2 separate regions of the Mus musculus genome follow, and region 1 is linked to region 2. The links are chromatin loops, found by intact Hi-C in ENCODE. Cell type or tissue: left cerebral cortex. All regions are shown on one strand. Links, peaks and the distances in the headings refer to the core of each region. The heading gives the core; the rest is flanking DNA. Region 1 overlaps Fancc (Fanconi anemia, complementation group C). Region 2 holds the start of Gm40981 (a long non-coding RNA gene).

Region 1 (8,000 bases), core at 1-8,000, 410 kb before region 2:
AAGGCAATGAATGAATAAGATAAGAGACTAGTCACCTTAATTCCAAACAAGATGTGTGTGCAGGCACATGTGTGAGCCTGTGAAATAAAAATACATTCTCAAACCGGTTTGTGTTTAAGGTTCAATCTTTGGCTTCTCTACCTTAGATTGTCCCCAATATCATGGCTGCCTGCCACAGTTGGTGGCCCCAAATAGATCAGGGTATTAACCCCAGTTTGTCATTTACTATGCAGACTAAAAGTTCCAAAACAGACGGTCTTGTGTTTCCTTTGAGAGAGCAGTCACCAGGACACCATAATCCTTAACCTTAGACCTGACCTTAAAAATTGACGTCAGGAGAAGTATTGAAAGCCACTTGCTAATTATGCCTCCCTTTTGGCACTGTGCTCTGTGCCCAGGCTGAGCTTGTATCAAGGAGGCTGTTTTCTCGTTACAGCTCTGTGTGTGGAGCCCAGAAGGCTATTGTTTGGGTTCCCTATTTGAGTGAAAAGGGCCAGCTGGGTGGTGGGGTGGCCTGCGCTTGGCTGCTACACTGTGCTACGTGCCAGAGCCAGGAGCACCCTGGTTCCCATGCCCTCCCTTGCACTCCTTCACGGGCTGATCCGCCTGCTGGCAGCCACCGCAGTTGGGCCTGGGAGAGCTACCCCAAAGAGTAGTTGCATGGGAGGCAGGAGGCAGGGTCTTAAGTCAGAGACTGTTACCTGGAAGAGTTGGTAGCTCAGTAAAAAGTGTCTTTGTCTATGCCAGCCTCAGACAGCTCAGTGTGTTCCTCCTGTTGGCCAGGAAGTGTCCTCATTCTTAAGAGGGCAGTCACCGCAGCTTCACAAGGAGAAACTTCCCTGAAAAATCCCATTGCTAAAATACAGCCAAAGAATTACTCCTGTCCTCAACATTGTTGGATTTGTTTCTCTAATGTTTTAGCATTTTCTTTCCCCGCATTTTCATTAGTGTACTTCTTGCCTGAACTCTAATGTGGTACATGCAGTTAAACCAGAGCTGGAGTGGATGGCTTAGTCTTGGTTAACTAGACAAGTGTGGTGGGGCTTTGGTCTGGACTGCACTTTCCAGTGTTAACCTCAGGGGGGCACCAGACACTCCAGCATTATCTCCAATGAAAACCCAGGGCGCAGGGTAATCTTCACTCATGGGGTTCCAGGCTTTGTAGCTCCTGGGAGATGAATGGGAGAAGGATCACAGACAGACCACAAGAAATAGTGGACCATGGCAGTTCTTCCTATTCAGAGGCCAGGTTGAGGAGCAGTGAGACCCAAGAAACTGCTTTTGAGCATAGACATACGGAGACTAGACCTGGAGGTATTTGTCCAGTGTGCAAAGCTGGACATCCTGTAACTTACACCCCCCACTCCTCTGCTTGACACTGAGACCTCATGTAAACTTACAACATAAGAGGACATTTGGTACTTGTTAAGGTTTTTAAGCCCAAGAATGACAGATTTATCACTAATTAAACAATAATTGCATTATGGGGTACTGAAAAAAATTGCTTGTAGTATAAACAACATCTGGTAAAGATTAAAAAGAAAGCTCAAATTTGTTGTAAGAAACCTGAATCTTTTAAAACAAAATAGATTCTAAAACGTGAAAGGGTTGTTTAGTTTTATGTTTAACGTTTTAAAAATAGAAAAGAAAATGCCATAAGGAAAGTATGTATTTATAAAAATAGTCATTTTTATAATTACATTATAGATGTGAATGGCTTTTTTTATATATATATAAGTAGATTTTTTTCTAAAGCCAAATCACTTTTTTAACTCAAAGGAGTTCACCATGAAGGCTATGTGGCTCTTCATTCAGAAGAGGCCTTTCTTTGGTTTTGTTTGGATTTGTATGTATTTGTGGCTCTGTAGTGACTGTAGTTGCCTTTTAACTCATATCTGTGGACAAAGAGGGCCGTCTCTTGCCAGAAGAGTAGGGTGAGCTGGCTCCATGGGAGATGGGCCGATGCTCTGGTGGGCAAACTGGAGGGAAAACTTCTCTGCTGATTTTCTCAAATGACCATTTTCTGAGTAAACATCAAACAACCTTAAACTCAGCCTAGAAAGGGGAATCTGTCCCGGACTTGAGCGGTCACTCGAGAATCTGTTGTTTCCTTCTTGGTTCTCTGACCTAGAAGACCTGGGGGCTTTATTCTTCCTAACCCTCCGTTGTCTTTTTAGGAGAGGCATTCACTTTTCTCTGATAATCACCTTATGAATACCTTTTCTAGTTCTCTCCCCCATCTCTCTGTCCCCTCCCCCCTGTCAAACACATGTACACACCCGGGGAGGGGGGGGGGGAGGGAGAGAGAAAGGGAGAGAGTCTGAAAACAATTGATAGAAAAAGTGTGCCATCTCCCTGAGAAATGTGCTGTGTGTTCTCAGCCTCTTTGGAGTGGCAGGTGGTTTATAGTAATCTCTGGTCCCCTGGGATGAAAGGAGCAGGCTAGAAAGCTTCATGGGTGAACTAGAGAGTCAACAGTTCTCTCCGCCACCCTCACCTCTCTTCTCGATACTCTGTACTGTCCGTGTTGACTCATCTTCCTGAGTTTTGTTGAAGGATGGAAATAGGCCATCCCGGGCAGAGGGGAACCAGAGGAAAGTGTCTTATCAGATAACATTCTGGTAAGGTAAGGAGGCCACAGGTTGTTGTGGGCATCATCATCATCTGTTTATCCTCCAAGGCTTATTGAAAGTCAGGGGTGAGGGTGGACAAGAAAGGGAGATAGAAGTGCTCCTGGCATCTCTTGGTGACATGGTTTCCCTGGAGTGAAGGAATCTCTCCATGAAGATTGTTAGGCCAGATGGAGGAGAGTTTGAGAAGGAACAGATTTTGGTGGGATGGAGAAAAACAGATGAGCAGATGGAACCTGAGACAGCTCCCCCCACCCATTTTGGTAGGCAATATAATGACAACAGATACTCTGTTTCAGAGCATGGCTGTAGAGCCCTAGAATGCAGAGGAACCTATGGTGTCCCACCTGGGCAGTGAAACACTGTGCAGAGGGCTTAAACATTCGCCTCCTCCTTGAAAGGATTCTGTAAGAGGTGGGATTTGGCTTCCAGAGAACCATGCAGTAAAGCTTTAATTCTGATGAGAAAATCAGCTTTAACTGTGTCATAGGGACTTGTGAATACTTCGGTCTTTATGAAACAACTTACTGACACTGAAATTAAGTCCTGGGACAACTCCAGTGAAGACTGGAGAGGAGAAAGAGGTTCTTACAAGTGGTAAGGAGGGGCTAAACATTAACCCTTGTCATGGCTACTTTCGCAGGTACCCTGCCTGCTCATCTCTTCCTGTTTTAGAATCTAAAGTAGTTTATGGACGTGGGAGAAGCCACTAATCTGAAGTCCTTACAAAGGAAGGCCTCGACATATAGATCCAGCCCATGCAGAGAATAGGTGGATTCTGTGGCTTGTTTGGGTTGGAATCACCAGCTCAGTTGTTCAGAAGGAAACCACTGCATTGAAGCAAAGCCCATACAGCTTTCTTTTTGACAAATTAGGTCAGAACATCCTTTCTTGCATCCTCTTGTGGTTTTGGTAGCCACCCAGTTACTTCTTAAGTCTTCTCTTCTTTACTGTTTAGAAATCCATGTTATCAGACCACATGATTCTCAAGTCTTCAGTGGCTAGGGTAGGGTAGTTAAGCCATTTGGAATAAAAGAAAATGGTTTTCCTTACCTGCATCAAGTTCTGGTCTGATTTTCCTTCAGTGCACATTCAGCTCTGTGTCTGTGCCTGCGGGTGTGTGGCTGTGGTGGGGGTCTTCAGATTTTGTTGTTAGGAGGTGCATTCCTACATAGAACAGAATTGTTCTGGCAAACTTAGCTGAGTTGTATTTCTTTACGAGATCCAATTTGATTTTTTTTCTGTTTGGATTTTTCCATTATGAACACATAGAAACTCTTTCAGTGTTCTCTGGGCCTGTGTCCAAGTGCATGAACAACTGTTAGTATTTACAGTGAGGCTGAGAAGCAGGCAGATTAAATGACTTTTGGAGATCAAAGCCATGAAATAACCTGCCATTCTTCTGTTGTTAATTTCTTAAGTAGGTAACAAGTTTATGAGGATTTTAGGTTTGCTTCATTTGGAGAAAGATGTACGTTGACAAAGGGTTAGAGATCATGGGTTGCTTTATTTGAAAAGGAGAAAGCATTAGCGTGCAAATCATAAATGTCTTTGATGAAAAGGACAGCCTCCCATCATTTGTGTGGCAGCCTGTAATGGTCATGTATGGCCACTAGATGGCACATACTCCATGTTGCAAGTTAAGCTGCCATGGCAGAATTAACTATTAAGTGGGAAAGCCAAAGAAACACTCAACTTTCTTCAGGGTGGTTCAGAAAAGTCAGAAAAGTGATGCACAGGATCCAAGGTGGCTAGAAAAAAAATGTTTCCCAAAGCTAGTCATAGCAAACACAAAATTACTCCAGAAATTCCCTTTATTGGAGCCTGGCCTACTTATCTCTGGATGCCATTGTGAAATGTTTTATAATACAAATAGGCTTTTTAAAAAAATCTATCATAAACTCAAGTTTTAAGCTCTGACTAAAAATATAAGTAAGCAGGCTCTTCCTAGGCCTCAGGAAGCCAGTTTCTATAGACTGAAACCATTAAATCCTACTGACAGGGTATTCTAGAAAAGATTGGGGAGCTTTCACCGGGTGTCACGTGGCTGTACTTTCCATTAACTGCTAACTGTACCCAATAGTGGTGGCCACCTGATTCTTAGGTGCTCATTACCAACTATGGGACGAGGATGGTGGGGAGGTGGATGGTGAAGGTCAGCAGGTGGAGTGTGCTGCTGAGTAGGGCCTGAGTCCTGTTGTCATAAAGTGCTTCTTAACCACTCATGAAACTTATTCTTACATACAGGCTTACTATAGAAAATGTGGTATATAACAGGAATACAAAATAAGTAAATAAAGTTTGCCCACAGCCCATGCTCAGAGAGAACCACTGCTGGCATTTTATGGGTTTTTCTGGGTACCAAGTACTTTTTCTTTTCTTAACCTAATGGAATGTGTCACTTTTCTGGAGCAGCCCCAAACTTCTCGTTTGCCTAATAATCCAAAGTTGTTATTGATAGGTTCCTCTTGTATTTCTCTGTTTCATGGTCTTTTCTTTTTATAGCCTCAAGCAGCCTGCCAACCTGCCATCTTCAGAATTGTTGATGAAATGTTCAGGTAAATATACTGTCTTTGGGAACAGTTGGTCTCTGGCTGGTGTGGGAACGTAGAGGTTTGCGCTCTTGGTAGTTAGGGGTGAAAACTCAGAAGTTGCTGTGCATTGAAAAGACAGCCTCCGGAGTGTGGTGGCATTCTTTAACCTGTTTATACTCAAATGAGGTAGAGAAGTGGGATTCATTTGGGTACTGAAATATCCATGCAGCGTTTGTCCCAGCTCCAAGTAAAGATGCAGTACAGCCCTTCACCACATGAGGGCTGGCTGGGCTTTGTCACAGACCTAAAGAAAGCCAAAAGGCACAAAACTATTTTGAACAGAAAGAACTCTCTGAAAGACAGAGGAAACGCCACATTTCAGCAGAATGGTGTTTTTATTTGAAAGACTAGGTCCTAGGAACTTGTGCTTTGTTTAAAGGACCAGTAACAAGAAGTGTGTAACACACCAGTTGGCTCTGCTCCGAAGTCATGAGAGTTGGCACCTATGGATTCCTATAGATACACTAAGGTCAGAGGTGTTGGACCCAGGAGCTAGTTACGGAAGGTTGTGAGCTGCCTGATACGGATGCTGGCAATGGAATTCAAGTGGTCTGAAAAACCAGCAAGTGCTCTTAACCACTGAGCCATTTCTCCAGACCTAGAAAAGGAGTGTTTGTTTGTTTGTTTGTGGCCTTAAACTCAGAGACCCACCTGCCTCTGCCTCTGCCTCCTGAATGCTGGGATTAAAGGCAAGCGCCATCAAGCCCCAACACAGGAAAGGAATTTTTACAACCAATACCTTACCATTTGTGTTGCTCTTGAAACATACCAACTCTTAACTTAAATGGCCACAGGTATAAGAAGACATGTTATTGTTTTTGTTTCGGGATAATCAAGTTTGAGATTTCTTTCTTTAAACAAAAAGAAAAGTTAGTTGTGTAAAAGGGCACGGAAACTAAACCAAGGACATCTAATTCCACAGCCCCACTCTGGTGATTCTGACTGTGTGTGTTGGAATCTCCACTCTCCAGGCAGCTCTGTCCTCACTGGTAAAAGCAGAACACTTGTTGCTAGCACTGTCTGGTTTGTGAACACCGAAGTACCCATGGGAAGGCCATATGAGAGAGGCTGGAAGGGTGGCTGCTCCCTCCTGCCTTCACTCAGGAGCTGCAGTCTGATGAACTAATGGGCTTGCATTGTGTGTGGAGCAGCAGGGTGCTGTCACCTCCCTTTGCTTTGTTCAGGTTTGTGCTGCTGGAAACTGACGGAGCCCCAGAAGTACTAGCTGCTCTTCAGGTTTTCACATCGTGCTTGGTAGAAGCTCTGAAAAAAGAAAACAAGCAGGTACCTCACCCGGGGGATGCTGCTTAGTCACTTCAGAGTGAAGCCGGCTACTGCTGCTACAGGCATTTGGTAACGAGCTGAAAGGATCTTTATTTTTCTGGTGTTGGAGACCACCCACAGCCTCACACGTGTTAGGCGCATGCTCTGACACTGGCTACGCTCCCAGCCTTGTTTTCAGAAATGTTAGTGGAGTCTTGTTCACAAAGAAAGCTTCCAAAAGACCACTCCTGTGGAGATGAAACATTTTCACTAAAAATAACTTAGGAGTTTGTCTTTCTTCCCCATGCCCTGTTCCTAGAACCATCTGCCCACTGCTGTGCCTGAGTGTGGCTTCACATTGGCCAGCTCTCTAGGGGGAGAATTCCCCCTGGCCCTCTGTGTTTGTCCTTCTGTTTGCATTTGGCCTTGTGGCCAATAAGAGACATGGAGTCTACCCAGGATGTACTATAGGAATGGCACACTGGGCGCTCTCAGTGATCACTGTCTTTATTCCCAGCAGAGCTTCAGGAGACAGGGGGATGGGAAAAGGAAGGCATTTGAAGAATGAGTGGAGGTTAGATGCCTCCAGTAGACCAGAGGACTCTAGGTTCCCATCAGCAGAGGTTGGACAGCAACTGCAAGGGCAAAATACACAGGAGCTTCTCCTATCTACAGCTTTGGCTGCTGTAACCAATGGCCACAGGGCTAATGCTTATGTGATGCTTGCCTCCTCAGAGTAGTACTGTTCTAGACACCTTTCTTGTGGGTTGTGGCCTCATTCCCTGTGATGCTGTCTGCCATTTGACTAAGGGCAGAGCTCAGGTGCTCAACCTACTAAAATCCTACTCAGCCCAAGGCTGTAGAGGTCTCTCGGGTTTTAGCAGGGGTTTCTGCTTTCTAGGGCAACTATAAACCTGCATGGTTTATTCTTACCATCCCTCTTTCCCTGGAGAAGTTAAATAGATGGAGCATACGCAGCCTGGCATCTGGGAGGAAACCTCGGCCAATGCACTGGCTGGTACTCACTGTTGTGAGCACAGCTGTAAGCGTATGCTGTCCTCTCTCACATACTCTTGGTTCCCCAGGGAGCAAACGGCCTTCAACTAACATCATCCTTGGATTCCCAGGATGCCCAAGTTGGGACTGAGGACAGGAGGAAGCTTTTTCCTCAGCTTGACTTGAGTGTTGTTCCGGGTTTGCCCTAAGTCTCTGCTGGTCTTGGTACTGGAGTAACGGTGCCTTTAGTTTAGGATAGTGTCTGCTGACCACATGTGTCTAGGGGTGAGAGTGACACACACTGGGCCCTGGCTTGAGGCAAGATAAGGATTCAGCTGCCTTTAACTCTACACAGGGGAGCAGCCGTCTCCTGACTTTGCAAAGCCTTCACATCCACATGTAATAATTTATTTTGTCATCCTGATGCTGCCCCTGACAACCTACCTACTGAACTGTGTATGACTGGCTCACTCCCCCTGACTCAGGTGCACACTTTATGCCCGGTCATGATGCTGTC
Region 2 (16,687 bases), core at 3,268-11,267:
CACTGGGAGTAGGTTTCAACTGCAGATTTTCTGCCCCACCCTTGACTTACTGAACCAGAAACCCCAGGGCAGACCTTACCAAGCCACATTTTAACAGGCACAGTGGGTAACTATAATCCAATGGTGCTTAAGAGTCACTCACACCTAGACTACACTTATGGAAACAGTATTTCTGAAGTACAACTTCTACTTTGTAGTTTTTTAAGTCACTTTCTCTCCTGAGCTGTGCTACATACAACATTGCGAATCAAGGTGACATGCTATACATACAAAACAAAGCAAACAACAAAGCTAAAACAAATGAAGATTCTTGCGGTTAGAGAGTTAAGGGAACCTGAGGCTCATGGAGCCAGTGAGCACTGAAGAAATAGATTGTGGTGCATAGTGAGTGTATCTGTGACCTTAGCATTCTGAAGACAGAGGCCAAGAGGATCATGAACTTGAAGGGATTAAAAAGAGCCCATGTGCCATTTCTTCCATCCTTCTGTGATCTCTCTATTTTGGTCCTCACTATTGTTCATAAATCTAAATAATACTGACACTAAGAGGTTTCTGCCTGGAACTCTTAGACCAACAGAAGACAGGATAGCGAGGTGATATTGACATGTTGAAATCGCTAACAAACATCTCCAAGGTCTGAGCCATAGCTTTCTTTAAATGAAGGTTAGCATTTTAATTCAAGGCTTTCCTCTTTAACAAGAATAAAAGACCACACAAGGTTGGAAAACAATCACCTCACATGCTCGCTCTCTCTCTCTCTCTCTCTCTCTCTCTCTCTCTCTCTCTCTCTCTCATGATCTGGCTGCTGTTTCCAGTGCTGTGTAGAAAGGCCCAGGTTTGCTGGTTGTACCAGAGGAGTCACTGGCTTGTAATTCAGGGGTTTTGTGTGGATTGGTGGTTTCATGACCCATACTGCCACCTCCTGGGGATTTCTCCATGGCCAGCTGTGTCATTAGCCTCAGGGTTCCAAACCAAAGAGCATAGGTTATGGTCTCCACCTGCTCTGTTTTCAAGGAGCTAAAATCAGGATGATGGTGACCATTTAAAGAGTCATATGCAGAAAATTAAAAACATTCTTACTGCACACCAACCAAGAGAGAAAACGCATAAGGGATTACTATTTTCTTGTTTTAAGATAGAATCTCAAGAAGTGCGAAGCTGACCTTGAACTCACTATGTAGCTGAGAATGACATTGAACATCTAGTCAGCTGTCTCCATTTCTCCAATACTAGCATTGCATGCACCATCGTGCTATGTTTGTGAGGTTTTGGAAATCAAACCCAGGGCTTTGGGTATATTAGGCAAGTCTTTTACCAGCTGAGCCATGTTTCCAGCCTCTCTTTTGAAACAGAATTTAATAGGATGGATGTCAAAAATAATGGGAGAAAACGTAAACATTCATAGTTTATAGTGACTGGTCCTGGAACACAGGGCTGTGAGCATTTGGTAAGTTCCATTTGTTTTCCAAAATTCCTAGAATAACCTGGTTTTAGGACACATTCCTTGGGATCATGGAGTGGGTAGCTTAGAGTGACAGAAATTCACTGATGGTTCTGGAGTCTGAAATCAAATTGTCCAAAAAGTCATGTTCTCTGAAGACTAAGGAGAATCTGTTTTTTGTCTAGTCTATGGGTGACCAACAATCTTAGTCGCTGTAATTGTTGCATTTCCCTCCATCAGGTGGTGTCTCTGTGTATCAGTGGCTCCTCCAAAGACACTGTCTCTTGAGCTAGGGGCTATCTCACTGCAGAATGCAGTGGCACATTTATGAAGATTGTTTCCAAATGACATCTCAATCTGAGGCTCTGGGTAGGATGTGGCTTTGGCGGACCCCTGTAAACTACACATGCTTTCGGTTCAAATCCTGTTTAAGCTACTAAATGCTTTAACCTTGAGCTAGTAATTGGTTGTTTGTGGATGGAATGTGTGTTGTCTTCTGCAGTGAAGAGTGAGATACCAACTGCATAGGCTTTGGGTGAGGATAAGTGTGAGCTCTTGGTGTGTACCTGTCAGAGAGGTGAGTGCTCAGATCTAGGCACATAGTGTGTCCGATCTAGTTACCTAGTGTGTCCGATCTAGGTGCCTAGTGTGTTCGCCTTCAGCCTCATAGAAAAATCCTTAAATTTAAAGAAAGGAGGACATAGGTCAAAGAGAATGTTGGGGTGTGCAATTTCTACCTGACTGTCTTTTGCTTTTTGGCTTCTATCAAGCACCTAGTTAAAACATTTTTTTTTTTTTTTACTTAGTTCTGAGACACATGGTCATCGTTAACTGGTTGTTTTCAACCGAGAGAAAACACTTGGGCCTATTTCAGTCTTGAGAGAGCCTCAGAAGATACACAGTATTTTAAAAGGTAAAGTAAGACTGCCTATCACTACCCTTCTGTCTCTCCCTGCTCTGTATAAGTCTGACTCCTATACGTCATTTGAAAATGACCCAATATATATATAGCCAAGGTCTTCCATGTTGAATGAAGGAGCTGTGAGGTTTACTTAGAGGCAGTAATAACCTCACCAAGCCCATTTAAGGTCTCATTAAGTTCAAAACCTGGGGCTTTAGAGGTATTGAAAGGGTAGGTAAGGACTTAGGGAAATGAGGCATATTCTCAAAGAAGCAGTTCAAAGCTTTCACATGTGGGCTGCTTGCTGTGCAAGCATGAAGACATAAGTTACCATCCTAGCAACCATGTTAAGAGCCTGGGCGTGGCCATGTGCGCCTGTGATCCCAGCACAATGGAGCTGTAAGCAGGAGGCTCATTATCACTGGTGTTTCCTGGCTACCAGGTTAGTTCCAGGTTCACCAGAGAGACCATATCAAGGACACAAGGCAGTAAGTGGTGGGATAGGATACCCCAAGTCCTCCTCTAGTCTCTGTGGGTTCACAGCTGTACATACACACATGCACATACCACACTTCCAGATGTCAACATTTTAGAAAGCAATCCTAAAACTGTTTATTACTGCTTAGTTAAGAAGGAACCAGAAGAAGAGCCGGGAACCTGAAATGCCCGCAAAGCTAAAGGACACACCGATGACAGGAAACACAAATAGCTGTGCCTTTCCGACTTCCAGAGCTGAAAAGGCAAACTCCCAGGAATAAATCTGGTTAACTATTTCCCATCATCTCAAACACCTACTCTGAGTTTTGAGCCACACAGAGCAGCCTGTAACCAAGGGTGGAGTTGAACCCAACAGGGCGAGTGGAATGTACATAATTCTTTCTCTCTGTGTTGGCCTCAGAAGCTAGGGTACAGTTTTACCCAAGGCTCATGCCAGACTCCCTGAAAGCATCAATGGATAAAATCTCTGGGTGGCAGGCCCTTTGTCCTTTTCCTACAGATCTGCCTTCCCTCTCCTTGCAAGGCGTTCCACTCATCTCTTTCCATTCCAACTGCACTGGAAGCACTTTTAACTTTCCCTCTAGTTTCCATGTGGTTTGCCCGAGAATGCGCTCTGAGAAGAGCCTCCCTGACCTTAGGCCTCTTTTCCCAAGACCAAGGTGACATTTTAGTTACAATATTGACTTAGTAGAGATCAAAATTGATACTTTATTAGTAATTTTTTCAATAAATCAGAGCCTGGACATCTGAAGGAGAGAAAGGAAAATCTGAATGTCTGAGTTCCTATAGGGCAGCCCCACCCCCCAACCCCCACAGAGGTAGTAAGAAGGTAAATGAAAATCTTTGGGTGGTGGCTGATTTACCACCCAAGGGAACACCCGTCAAGTGTGGTATTTATCCATGCGTAGTGTTCCATGCACTCCCCCTGAAATGTCCATGTGGCTTTGTATACATGTGTTTACAGGATGTGTAAATAAACATGAATGGAATATGAAACACATGGTCCATGTTTATAAAATATGCATCCATTTACGCTAATGAAAAATCACTTCCATCCAAGAAGAAACGATGCCGCACAGAAGTGCTGGTGGGAAGGGAGAGTGCTGGTCTTTCCACCCTCGTGCTTGGGGGAAACTGAGTCATCAATGCCTTTGTCATAAAAGGCAGGGAATTTGGCTTCTGTTGACATCAAAATGGCTTAAAGACACGTAAGCTGAAAAGAAAGCTTCCCTCTGGAATCGTTTGCACAACGGAGCGTTTAAAACCAGCTTCCGGCGGCCTTGTCACCTTATGTTCTCACGCATCCTGCTTTAGTAAGTGTTTCCAAGCTTCCCAGTAAGTCCATGTGCATAAGAATTGCTGGAAAGCCTGCTTAAAATACACATCTCTAGAGATTGCAAAAGTCACGTGAGTACCAGGAGCTTAACTTTCTACTAGCTGCTCACAGGCTCAGGCCAACTGAGGAAACCATTTGATTTTATCAAGTCTTGGGGGAATGGAAGGAGAATTCCACCCTTTTACAATTTGTGTGTGTGTGTGCCTGCTGTGTGTGTGCCTGTTGTGTATGTGTCTAATGTGTATGTCTATTGCGTGTGTGTCAGTGTTTGTGTGAATCTATTGTGTGTGTGTGTGTGTGTGTGTGTGTGTGTGCCTTTTGTGTGTGTGTCTAGTGTGTATGTGTCTAAGTGAATCTATTGTGTGTGTGTCTTCTGTGTGTGTCTATTGTGTGTGTGTCTATTTTGTGGTCTGTGTCTCTGTGTGTGTAAATGATGTAATTGTGTAGTGTTGTTATATACTAATACGAAATGGGGTGGGATGGGTCAGGGGTGCACAATAGGGAGGAAAACAAGTTTGTCTACTCCACATGAGCCTTTTCCAACTTCACTGGAGTAAGCAGGTCTGAGCTTGCAGAGCTCAAGCAGCTGCAATGCTGGCTGCCATGAAGTCAGTTCATGCAGTCACAACTGCTATCAGTCCAGACTCCAGCCCTGGTGAAGTGCATTTTGAATTAACCTACGTGTTGTGACTTTGAGGTGCCATTCTAAGTGATATTAAACGACATTGCAAAAAAAAAAAAAAAAAACCACACTACATGTAATGGAACCTACTCATGAAACATTACCATGTATGTGTGATCTAGAGTTTGAGGAAAACTTTGGGCTACCTAGTGAGACCCTGTCTAAAAACAAACAAACAAACAAACACACCCACAAAGTAAAAACAAACAACAATATCTCAAACAATAACAAGAAAGCTGGGTGTGGAGGGTTATGCCTCCCAGTGTTAGGGAAGCAGAGGTAGGTGGATCTATGTGAGTATGAAGTCAACCTGATCTACATAGTGATTTCCAGGATAGTCAGTGCTACCGAATAGAGGATCCTTTTATCAAAAGTCCAAAAACAGACCAAGCAAAAATACAGTACAATGTAACAAAATCCTAAAACACTCAAAATGAAAACTATTTTTAATAAATTCCAGCTTTGCTTTGGATGAAGAGGAAAAAAAGTGGGGGAGAAAGGCAGAGGTCAGTGGGTATCATCCATGACACGCCCACCTCCCATGTCAACACATTCTGTAACTATACTGCAGTTTTCGAGTTTGGAAACTGACCTGATACAAATTAAATGCTGTAGAATCACAACTTTACCTGACCTCCTCCATGTGAGCGCGTGCGTGCGTGCATGCGTGTGAGAGAGAGAGAGAGAGAGAGAGAGAGAGAGAGAGAGAGAGAGAGAGATTTCCTCTCATGCACATATTTACATAGTCATTCCGGCCACATATAATCAAGATGCAGAACTCTTCTCTCACCCAGCCACCCTTCCATCTTCCCCATTCCATTCTCATCTCTAGAATCAACCCACTGGTCTACTCTACACCTGAGTGACATTTTTCTTAAGGTATTTTTATTTTACTCTAGGTGTACGGGTGTTTGCCTGTGCATATGTCTGTGTCCCGTGTGCATGCTGGATGCCTGTGGAGGCCAGAAGAGGTTATCAGATCCCCTGGAACTGGAGTTGCAGAGGATGTGAGCTGTCATGTAAGTGCTAGAAACTGAACCCTGGTCCTCTGTAAGAGTCACAAGCACTTTTCAATGCTAAGCCATCTCCCCTGCCTCTCAAACCTTTTTTTTTTTTTTTTTTTTTTTTTTTGGAAGATGAGCAGAATGAAAAAAATAAGAGAAACACGAAAGCATATTTGACAGGGAGAGAAAAGTTTCGATTTTGGGCAACTTTGGTTGGTTTCCTGTGTGTGTATTTATACACATACACATATACATCACTATTCTGCGTTATAAATGTATTTCTTATGGAGAGTTTCGGGGGGGGGGCAGGGGAGAATAACCCTGTGCTATGGGATTTCCTGCATCACCAGCCAAACCTTCAAAGCTGCTGCTGCCCACCAAGCCTCTGATTAATGACTCTTAGCTTTATATTTGTATGGAAATTCATCATCTGAACCCTAAGTTTTAAAAACTCATGTTCAGAACTAGGTCTAGGGTTTGGGAATAAAACAAGTGACCCCAGGTAGCTTCAAGACTGCAGGTGTTCTAGTCCTCCACACATGGCCAAGAGAAGCCAGGAGAAAAGCACGACCTCTAATAATGATAGTCCTGGAACTATTTTCTATATGTGTGACAGTTTACGTGGGAACAATTGGCAATTTCAGGAACGTTGAAAAGATTACCACAATTTAAATAAAATATTGGTTAATAAAAGGCTATGCTCCTTGGCTTATGACCTGCTAAGCACATTACAATGTGTAATATATATACATATTGAAGTTAAATATTCCTACTAAATGTGATCACATTTGGATCATCATAAAACTTGCCAGTCAAATGAACATGGAGCTAGGGTAGGGACATCTTTTTCATGCTGGTGGCAGGGTTAATGTTTTTGCAATTTTAGTGTGTGTGTGAAGGTTTAAGATATCTGGCTATGAATCAAGTCAATAGGTAAAGGTCCCCATTTGATTTTCTTTTATTTGTCGTGATTTAGAACAGCACAGGGCTTGTGAGTGGCAGGTATTTGGTGACTTTATCATAAATTTTAAGAGATTCGGGCAAGATTTCCCCCTCATGGCATCTCCTGGCACCCTGATCATTAAGGTATTGATAGAATCCTGTTCAAAAGCAGTATGTTGGGCCGCTGAAGCTAGAGAGATGGGATGAACAGATGGGGGTCTTGTCTGTCTATTATCTATTTTTCGAGACAAGGTCTTGTTGGCTAGCCTAGAACTCACCATCTAGACAGGCTGGCCTTGAAACTGCACAAATCATCTTGCTTTTGTCTCCCAGGTGCTGGATTTATAGGTGTGAGCCCTGCTTAATCTGTTTAAGGGTGGCTTAAACCATGCCTAGCTCAATCTGTTCTTGATTTGTGTCTATCCCTGGATGTATTTTCTTCGTAATCCCTTGCAATATTTGGGCACCAGTGTTACATATGCCCCACAACGTGTCGTTGATCCTTTTACCAAAAAGCAAAGGAAAAAAACCCACCTAACTCTGGTGAAGTTCTCGCTCTACAAGGCTGAGCTGTTTGGAGTACATCTTGGCTATCTGCGCAGACCTTGAATAAGCAAACTATTAGTAATAGTTTGGACCTAAAGTTATTGACTTATCAGGCCTTTCAAAGTACTGAACATTTTATTGTATGATGTCACTTGAGCAAACTTCCTACAACCAACAATACAGTCTTTTCTGAAATTACCCTCCTTTACAGCAAACTTCCCAGCTGTCTACATTCATTTTGTGAAGACAGAGGCCGTGTACATTCTGCTTGTTTTTCTTACTGCTACACACTGATGACAGATTGCCTGGAACTGGGTTCCTTACATGCAGTTTTATTCATTTTTCCAAATACCGAGTTAAGATCCTTGCTGGGTTTTTTTTGTTGTGGGAGGCCAGCTAGGTGTCTTACCCAGGAGCGCCCCCTTGTGGCTAGCACATCGGCAGCCATGTGCACAAATCGTCTGATAGCATAGCTTCTTTTTTTTTTTTTTTAATTTATTTTTTTATTAGGTATTTTCCTCGTTTACATTTTCAATGCTATCCCAAAAGTCCCCCATACCCACCCCCCCAATCCCCTACCCACCCACTCCCCTTTTTGGCCCTGGGGTTCCCCTGTACTGGGGCATATAAAGTTTGCAAGTCCAATGGGCCTCTCTTTGTAGTGATGGCCGACTAGGCCATTTTTTGATACATATGCAGCTAGAGACAAGAGCTCCGGGGTACTGGTTAGTTCATATTGTTGTTCCACCTATAGGGTTGCAGTTCCCTTTAGCTCCTTGGGTAATTTCTCTAGCTCCTCCATTGGGGGCCCTGTGATCCATCCAATAGCTGATTGTGATCATCCACTTCTGTGTTTGCTAGGCCCCGGCATAGTCTCACAAGAGACAGTTATATCTGGGTCCTTTCAGCAAAATCTTGCTAGTGTATGCAATGGTGTCAGCGTTTGGAAGCTGATTATGGGATGGATCCCTGCATATGGCAATCACTAGATGGTCCATCCTTTCGTCACAGTTCCAAATTTTGTTTCTGTAACTCCTTCCATGGGTGTTTTGTTCCCATTTCTAAGAAGGGGCAAAGTGTCCACACTTTGGTCTTCGTTCTTCTTGAATTTCATGTGTTTAGCAAATTGTATCTTATATCTTGGGTATCCTAAGTTTCTGGGCTAATATCCACTTATCAGTGAGTACATATTGTGCGAGTTCCTTTGTGATTGGGTTACCTCACTCAGGATGATGCCCTCCAGGTCCATCCATTGATAGCATAGCTTCTTAAATCAGCAGTGACAAACTGATGGTATCTCTCCCTCACTCATGTGCCTTAGCATTTCCCAAAGTGTTCTTCAAGGCTAGGCGGATGAAGGGGATGCTTTGTCTAGTCCATCTCTTTCCATCTTGCTATGACCTCAGAAGATACCTACTCTGTGTGCCATGCTACAAAGGAAACTCAACCATGTTATCTTTGCCTTGCTCTGCAAAGATGGTCCCCAGTGTGGTGACTTGCTCCATATAACCCAGGCTGGCATGTATAAGGATTCATACTTTAGACACAGGCCTTTTCACCCAAAGACCTGTTCATGCATGTGTGGTAGAAATGGCCTTCCAACATTGAAAGCCACTGTTTTTATACGATGGCCATAGAAATGTTTTATAAAGGAAATTTATTTTGTGAATACTTTAGATATAATGTGCATAAATTTCAGCTTTTTTTAAAAATAAGATCCCCACAGCAAAACAAGTTATATGTTTTGACTACAAGTGGAAGTTTGCATGATGTTGTCAGGGTTTTAGGAACATTACAGAGTACAAACCTTCCTTTTGTGCTTGTTTAAAAAAAACCTGAATTGTTCTAATAGACCCTGTGGGGCTGTATGTGTGTGTGTGAATAAGACAGGAGTTTGATAAAGTTTCCCTGAACCACGTACTAGGAACTGAGGCCTACATCTTTTTTTTTTTGTTTTGTTTCTCAGGTGGCATGAGTACTTATTTGATCTACACAGACTCACATTCTGGATTCACAGACCTTCCTAGATCATTATCTGTGTTTGGATACAGCTTTTCTGAGTATGTTATTATGCTAATTGTTTTCTTCATGACCCAACAAACCATTTCTATACATTTTACTAACTGGGAAAGTAAAAAAAAAAAAAAAAATCACTGTTTTAAACCCAGGTCTTCTAGAAGGGAGAGCCCAAGCTAGAATTAAAGTGTTGATTTTCCATTGCAGAGGGAAAAACCAAGACCCTGGAGAAGAGCCAAAACACCAGGAGGCAAGACACAGCACAAGGCCATACTGTCTGGGACATGGCAAAGAGCCACTGAGAGTAACAGCACAGCATAGGCTCAGTGACCCCTCCCCAAGGAGGAGTCCTTCAGTAAAGCCCTAACTCTATGACAGAGGTGACATTGATCTGCCTGACTTGGTCCTGTCTGTGTGTCCCTGTAAGATACACCTCTGAGGTAGCTAAGTGTTCCTTACTTCTGGGTTGTATATTCAACAAGGAACAGCTTGTGGTTTCTCAGTCTCATTTCGATTTTCTGCCACAAGCAACTAAATTACAGACCTCCTTTGTGGGCTGACTGAAGTCAGCATGGTGCCTGTAAAGTCCAGAGACAGCTCAAATCCCCTGGAACTGTAGTCACAGACAGCTGTGAGCCACTGAGTGGGTGCTGGGATTAGAGTCTGGATCCTCTACACAAGCAGTAAGTACTCTTCTAAAATATTTATTTTATTATTATTTTTGAGAATTTCAGACTTCTATACTGTAATTATATAATTCCCATCCATCCCTCTCCCTCTTCAATTCCTGCTGTGGACACCCCATTCCTGGAACTTTAATTTTTTTCAAACCTTATTTTTTTTAAAAGATTTATTTATTATATATAAGTACACTTGTAGCTGTCTTCAGACACACCAGAAGAGGGCATCAGATCTCATTACGGATGTTTGTGAGTCACTGTGTGGTTGCTGGGATTTGAACTCAGCACCTCTGGAAGAGCAGTCGGTGCTCTTAACCGCTGAGCCATCTCTCCAGACCTCAAACGTTATTTTTAATGATGGTTCTTAAAGACTTTAACCTCCCTTTTAGTCCACCACCCACCAGAGGTAGTTGAAAAGAAAAGGTTACAGGGGAAGCAGATGTGTTTAGAACTGGTTCTTTGGAGCAACACCCATCTGTGTTGCCTGGACATCAGCAACTCAGTTCACAGGTGCAGTGGTGGCACTACCTAGGAGAGACAGCCAGGCCTCAGCCTTGGCACTAGTCAACAGGAGGAACCTGGAGGGATGCCAGGAGAAGTTCTCTGCTGTGTCTCTTTCGGGGAAGTAAAGATCAGCAAAGATGCGAGACTCACAAGTGTTACAGAACTAGCTCTGTAAGCTAGCCAAGCTCAGCCTCCTTCACAGTCTGTTGGGCTGTTTATACTCCCTCCAAACATCCCGTGTCCTCCACGGGTCTTGCCTCACCAGATGTCTGCCTCAGCTGACATCACTCTGCCAATCAGCCAGAGTCCATGAAAGTGGCAAGAATCTGCAGCATACCACCAGAAGTTTTTTGATGTGTTTCTCTCGGTGGAGTCCAGACAAATGCAACTCAACTACGCGATGTAAGGTGGACTAATACATGAGTTCCATGAGTGGAGACTCCTTCATCACGTGTCCTTTCACGCGTTTGCTTTAGCAGAACATCCTTTCTCCTGTGTCTGCTTCAGAGAAACATTCCTTCACAAATGTGCCTTAGCCTTTCACCTGTATCCTCTTCAGGAAAACACTCCTTCAGGTGTTTGCCCCAGCAAAACATCATCCAACACAACCGACTTTCCAAAGGACCTTTAAGCTTCTGCTTCACATCCCCTCTCTTCTTTCATGACCTCTTCTTCGTTAGTTTTTGGTGTGTGCATAACCTACTGAGTCTGTTTAGTTTGCTCGTATGAATATGTGTTTAGGGCTGAGCACTGGGATTGGATAATCGTCTATCAGGATGATCATCCCTAGAAAAGGCTGATTCTCTTCTCTTCAGCAGCCATTAATTGCCCATAGATCTCCATCTAGGGATGGGGCTTGTGAGGTTTTCCTTAGCTGTGTTGGAATGTCAAGAGGTGTCATTATACCAGTCCTGTTTAGGTGACCATGTTGTTAAATTTCCATGTGTGCAGCTCCCTGTCATTTATAGAATACATTATTTCATGGCAGATGAATTAATCTTCTGGATCTCACAGGGTTTTTTTTGTTTTGTTTTGTTTTTTGTTTTTTGGTTTTTTGGTTTTTTTTCCCCCTCTCCTGGGAAGATTTCTAAGCCTTAGGTGTAGCAGGTGTAGGTTTGTAGGTATATCAGTTGAGGTTCGTGACCAGTTGATTAATTGTTCTCTTCCTTTTGATCAGTGTGCTAGCTTGTTTTATGACAATTTGATATAAGCTAGAGTCATCTGAAGGGAGGGAACCTCAGTTGAGGAAAGGCCTCCATAAGCTCCAGCTGTAGGACATTTTCTTAATTAGTGAATGATGTGGGTGGGCCCAATCCATTGTGAGTGGTGCAATCCCTGCACTTGGATTCTATAAACAGGCTGAGAAAGCCATGAGGAGCAAGCCAAGAAGCAGCATCCACCTGTGGCTTGTGCATCAGCTCCTGCCATCAGATTTCGGTCTTGTTTGAGTTCCTATCCTGACTTTCTTTGATGATGAACAGTCATGTGGAGCTGTAGGTCACCAAATAAACCCTTTCCTCCTCAAGGTGCTTTGGTCCCAGTGTTTTATCATAGCAATGGTAACCCTAACTAAGACAACTAGTTGTAGATTTCTGTTATGATCTCTATCTGCTGCAAAAGGAGACTTACTTGATGAGGGGCAAGGACTACACTTGTCTATGGATATAAGCATTGGGAATTTAGCTCTGGGAATTATACTTCTTTAGGGAAAGTATAGTAACTGGTTTTTCTGTAGGCTCCATGATCCCCCTCCAACACAAGTAATGGGAAGCAAAAGGGGGGGAGGGAGAAGGAAAGGAAGAGGGAGGTGAGAAGGAGAAGAAGGAGCCCAGCCCTAGCACCCCAGTGATAGACTTCAACAAGATTGCACCTCCTAAAGGTTCCATAACTTCCCAAAATAGCATCACCAACTGGGGACCAAGTGTTCAGACACCCAAGCTTCTGTGGGACATTTCTCATTCAAACTATCATAATTACTTTTTAGTGATATGAAGAATGCTTCTGTTCACATCATAGACTCTTCATTCAGGCCAGTGCAGGTGTTCCTTTTTACATTAAAGGGCCAAAACTCCTCACTCAGGTCACGCTGATGTTACCACTTCCTAACTGACTCCTGTGAAGATTTATGGAGTCTGATTATACATGTGAACTGCAAATGACTTCACCTCTAACCCTAGCTCCCAAACTTCAAATTATACTGCTTTTCTGTCTCAAGTATTCCTCAGTTCTACTCATGATGAGGCAACTTAGGACCTGGCTTAGGACCTGGCCAACTGTCCCCACACTGGGAAATCTCATAAACAAAGTCTCTCTCTCTCTCTCTCTCTCTCTCTCTCTCTCTGTGTGTGTGTGTGTGTGTGTTCAAAAAGAGTCATCTAGTTATTGTCACAGTGTCTATGTAACAGAAGAATCAGAATGGTTTAGTAGTAAGGGAAACATATTCTGCAAAGGAGATTCTGTGCATAAAGATCCAGAGGGAGCATGCACTCTGTAGTCATGGAGAACAGGAAGCAGTCATAGGAATACTTCGTAGGGAACCAGTGTCTACTTGGCTGTTCTAAGTCCCGCCATTTCTTGTATCACCTAATAAATCACAATAGCCTCATAAGACAGCAATTCTTACCATCTAGGTTTTCCAAGGTAGCACAGCTGACCTTGGAAAGGTTGAGTAGTGTGCCCAGGTTCATGTTAGTTACTGGCAGGGCAAGGATTTGAACTCAGGGTGAGTGTTTTGGCCAGTCTGTATGTAATGAGCTTCACCGCCTCCATCTATGTTGAGTAAGCTATGAAGCAAAGACAAAGAGAACGGAGACTCCATCCACAGACTCAGTCTGATTATAAGAAAAGTGGATGTCAGCAGGTTACCCTTGGGGTATAGAATGAACGGAAGTACTGCCTACAGGGATAAGCCTAGTAGAGAGAGCTTGGACCACTTGTTCTCAAGATGAGGCCCCAGGACCGGCATCATCTGCATCACTTGGAAATCCCTCAGAAATGCAAATACTCTGGTCCCTCCCCAGACCTACTGAGTCAGATGTGGAGTGAGGCCCAGTATTTGTGTTTTACCAAGCTGTCAAGGGATTCAGAGGATGCCAAAGTCTGAGAACCATGGAAATGGAAGGACCAATTGGTACGACATCATTATCAAGGAAGAACTAAGGGAAGACCCTATCAATGGTCAGTATCTATTAGCTCAGTCCTTAGCCTTACAGCATAGACCTTCATGGCTGGTGGGAAAAAATAGAACAGGGAAGAACTGATGTTTTCCCAGAGATCTCAGGTCCCAATGTCAAGGACAATGGAAGTCTAAGCCCTGGGTTTGCCACGTTGCTACAGCCCACTCTCCTCACCATGCATGGAAATGCCAACTGCAGCAGCCTCAGAGAACCCCGCTGAAGGTGAAATACGTTCCAGACTCTAGGAAGTTGTGAGGACTCGAGCTGTTTTCATGATGGACATGGGAAATGAGAGGGTAAGATCCATGATTGGATCTAGAAAGTATATATGCATATGGAGTGCTGGGGAGTGGCTAGGATCACCTGTGGCCAGTTAAAGATATGACAGTTTGACTTCAAGGTCAGGGTAGAAAAATATTTAAGAATCATTGGGAGAGATGAGTATGAGTAAGAATATGGTCACTTTTTGTCAGAAAGAAGACTACAAAGAAAATCTATCATTATGAGCTAATCAGGCAATTAGTTGACTTGGGTGTTAGTGCAGGTGTATATATGTGCATATGTGCATGTGTGTGTGTGGAAGCCAGAGGACGATCTCATGTGTTTGTTTTTTTTTTTTTTTCAGGTACTGTCTGTTTGTGGGGTGAGAGTTGGGCAGGATCTCTCAACCACCTGGAACTCACCAAGTAGGCTAAGCTGACTAGCCAGCCTCAAGGATCCACCAGCTCCCGCCTCCTGCCCAGTGCAGGATTGTAAGTGCAAACCACCACCCTTGGCTTTTTTTATTTTACATATTTCTGGGATCAAACTCATGTCCTATGCCTGTAAGGCAAGCACTTCACAAGATGAGCTTTGTCAGGCCACAAAAATCCAGCTCTAAATTAATACCACAATTCACGAAGCTCAGGTAATGTAACGAGGCACACAGTATTCCCACAGGTGATTTTACACTCCCTGGGGAGCTCCGAGAGAAGGCAGAGCAAGCATGATCAAGTCAAGGATTGTGAATCAGGGCAGTGCTGCTTGGACAACACAGTGAGGAGCTACAAAAATAAAAATAGGAGATGCCAGACCTAGAAAACAGAGTTAGTTAGCGTATAAGCTTAAATTGCAAATTCAGCTTTGCAAAAATTCAACGCATTTACCTATATTTGGTTTTGTGGCTTTAATTAGCAGTTTTGTCTTGGAGAAGAAGGATAATTGAAATATAATTTTCATATGACAAAACTCACCTTGTGAGAGTGTGATGAGACAGCCATTCTCACAATTTGATTTTACATATTTCCATTTCTTAAGTGAGAAGCCCATATCCAGCCATCAGCAGTCATGCTACTCCTTCTGCTTTCAGAGTCTGATGCTGTCTGTCGACCTGCTATATGGTTCCACGGATTCACCTGTGCCGATTATCTGGAGTCATATGCTGTGTGTGTGTGTGTGTGTGTGTGTGTGTGTGTGTGTGTGTGTGTTCATTTCTAAAATGTAGAATAACATTTTTGGTTTTGACTTAGTATTCTGCAAACTTGCTGGACTTGCTCACTACTTCTCATCATCCTAACCAGGCATATTCCCTGGGATTGCCTACAAACAAATCACATGATCTGCAAACTCTGATAGTTTTACTTCTTCCCTTGTTGTTGAGGAAGCTGGAGGGGAGGCTCAGTGGTCAAGAGCACTTGCTGCTCCTGCAGACCCAAGTTTGGCTCCTATATAAACTCCATATGTAACCTAAACCAAGCATGGCCTTTCAAAGCTTCACAGTACTCCCTATATAAATATCCTCAGGGTATGTTAAATTTCTTTGCCTTTTGTAATGAGTTTCCAAGCTCATCTTTGTTCGTAGTTTAACAATGCTTTGTGGATTATTTGCTCAATGTCTTCATTGCTGTCACCCACGTCTCCATTTTGCCATCATGTGTTTCGCCAGAGCCTAAGAACAGGTGAGCCATCCAGTTCCCCATTCAGGGTTCCCCACTGTTCTTCAGGAGTGAATGGTAGATTCCTCATGGTGCAGAAACCAGGGAGGCACCAATGCGCTATCTGCTCCACCACAGCAGCACATGGGGCCGAGGTGTTAGCTGAGCAGGGTGGATAAGGATGAGGAACAGGGTTACACCCCCAAAGCTTCCCCTGGAATACCTGCAGCATAGGCAGAGGATTCCCTCTGAGCTGCTTTGTTTACTGGTCTACTGCTCATTGTATGCGGTGATGGGTTTCATAAAGACAATCCCTTCCAAACACATGAAGTATTATATTAATTCATATGTAGTAATTATATATCATAATATATTAATTAATATACTAATGCCCTTTCCTTTCTCTTCCCTCTTCCTAGTCTCCTTTCTTCTGCTTGTGTGTGTGTGTGTGTGTGTGTGTGTGTGTGTGTGTGTGTGTGCTCGTGCACATCCATCTGTATAATGCCTTGGATCCACATGTTAGAGAAAAACACGGCATTTGTCTTTTTGAGTCTGGCTTGCTTAACTTAATATGATGATCTCCAGTTGCATCCCTTTTTTAGGAACTTATGTAATTTCATTCTTATTTATGGTTGAATAAAACACCACTGTGTACATATGCCACATTTTCTTTACCCATCCATCTGTTGATAGATGCTTAAGCTGATTCCATACTTAGCTCTTATGATTAGAGCTGAAACAGACATGGATATGCAATTGTCTCTGTGGTGTGCTGATGTGGACTCCTTTAGGGTTGTATAGCAGATCTGTTTTTAGTTTGGTTGGGGGGGGGACTTTCATACTGATTTCTATACTGACTGGATGATGTTACATCTTCATATGTAGTTATATTTCTACCTCTGTTCAATAATGAAGAAATTGAAGCCCAAACCCAGAAGCTAGTTTCAGGAGAGGGTCAGGAAATAGGGATGACATAGGAGAGAGAAAGCTTCAGAGGCAGGCCCTGGGAATACATGTGTCTGAAACATCACACTGCGATGTAGTACAC

Evidence for each region. A loop is a pair of places that touch in the nucleus more often than their neighbours do. Peaks named below come from ENCODE experiments on the same cell type or tissue, not always from the same donor. Only the 100,000 strongest peaks of a DNase experiment are listed, where the experiment ranks them.
Region 1: a loop joins it to region 2, with 8 times the contacts of the local background. A loop is called at or near these places in 41 of 42 quality-filtered maps.

What each region holds. Positions count from the first base shown.
Region 1 is chr13:63,329,029-63,337,028 of GRCm38, reverse strand. Fancc (Fanconi anemia, complementation group C) reads left to right here. Exons shown (of 15, transcript NM_007985.3): 9 at 5,136-5,188; 10 at 6,409-6,508. Among named protein-coding and RNA genes, the nearest start is that of Mir3074-1, 32 kb to the right of the region's middle. In left cerebral cortex, for the core only: CTCF peaks have their summits at 1,076 (motif pointing right), 4,234 (motif pointing right) and 5,447; DNase peaks (open chromatin) are centred at 1,092, 4,248, 5,437, 6,625 and 1 more place; H3K27ac peaks cover 2,898 bases.
Region 2 is chr13:62,910,886-62,927,572 of GRCm38, reverse strand. It overlaps Gm40981 (a long non-coding RNA gene), which reads left to right and starts at 9,738. Exons shown (of 3, transcript XR_873589.1): 1 at 9,738-10,049; 2 at 14,352-14,478; 3 at 15,075-15,258. In left cerebral cortex, for the core only: CTCF peaks have their summits at 7,765 (motif pointing left) and 10,263 (motif pointing right); DNase peaks (open chromatin) are centred at 4,146, 7,729, 9,665 and 9,888.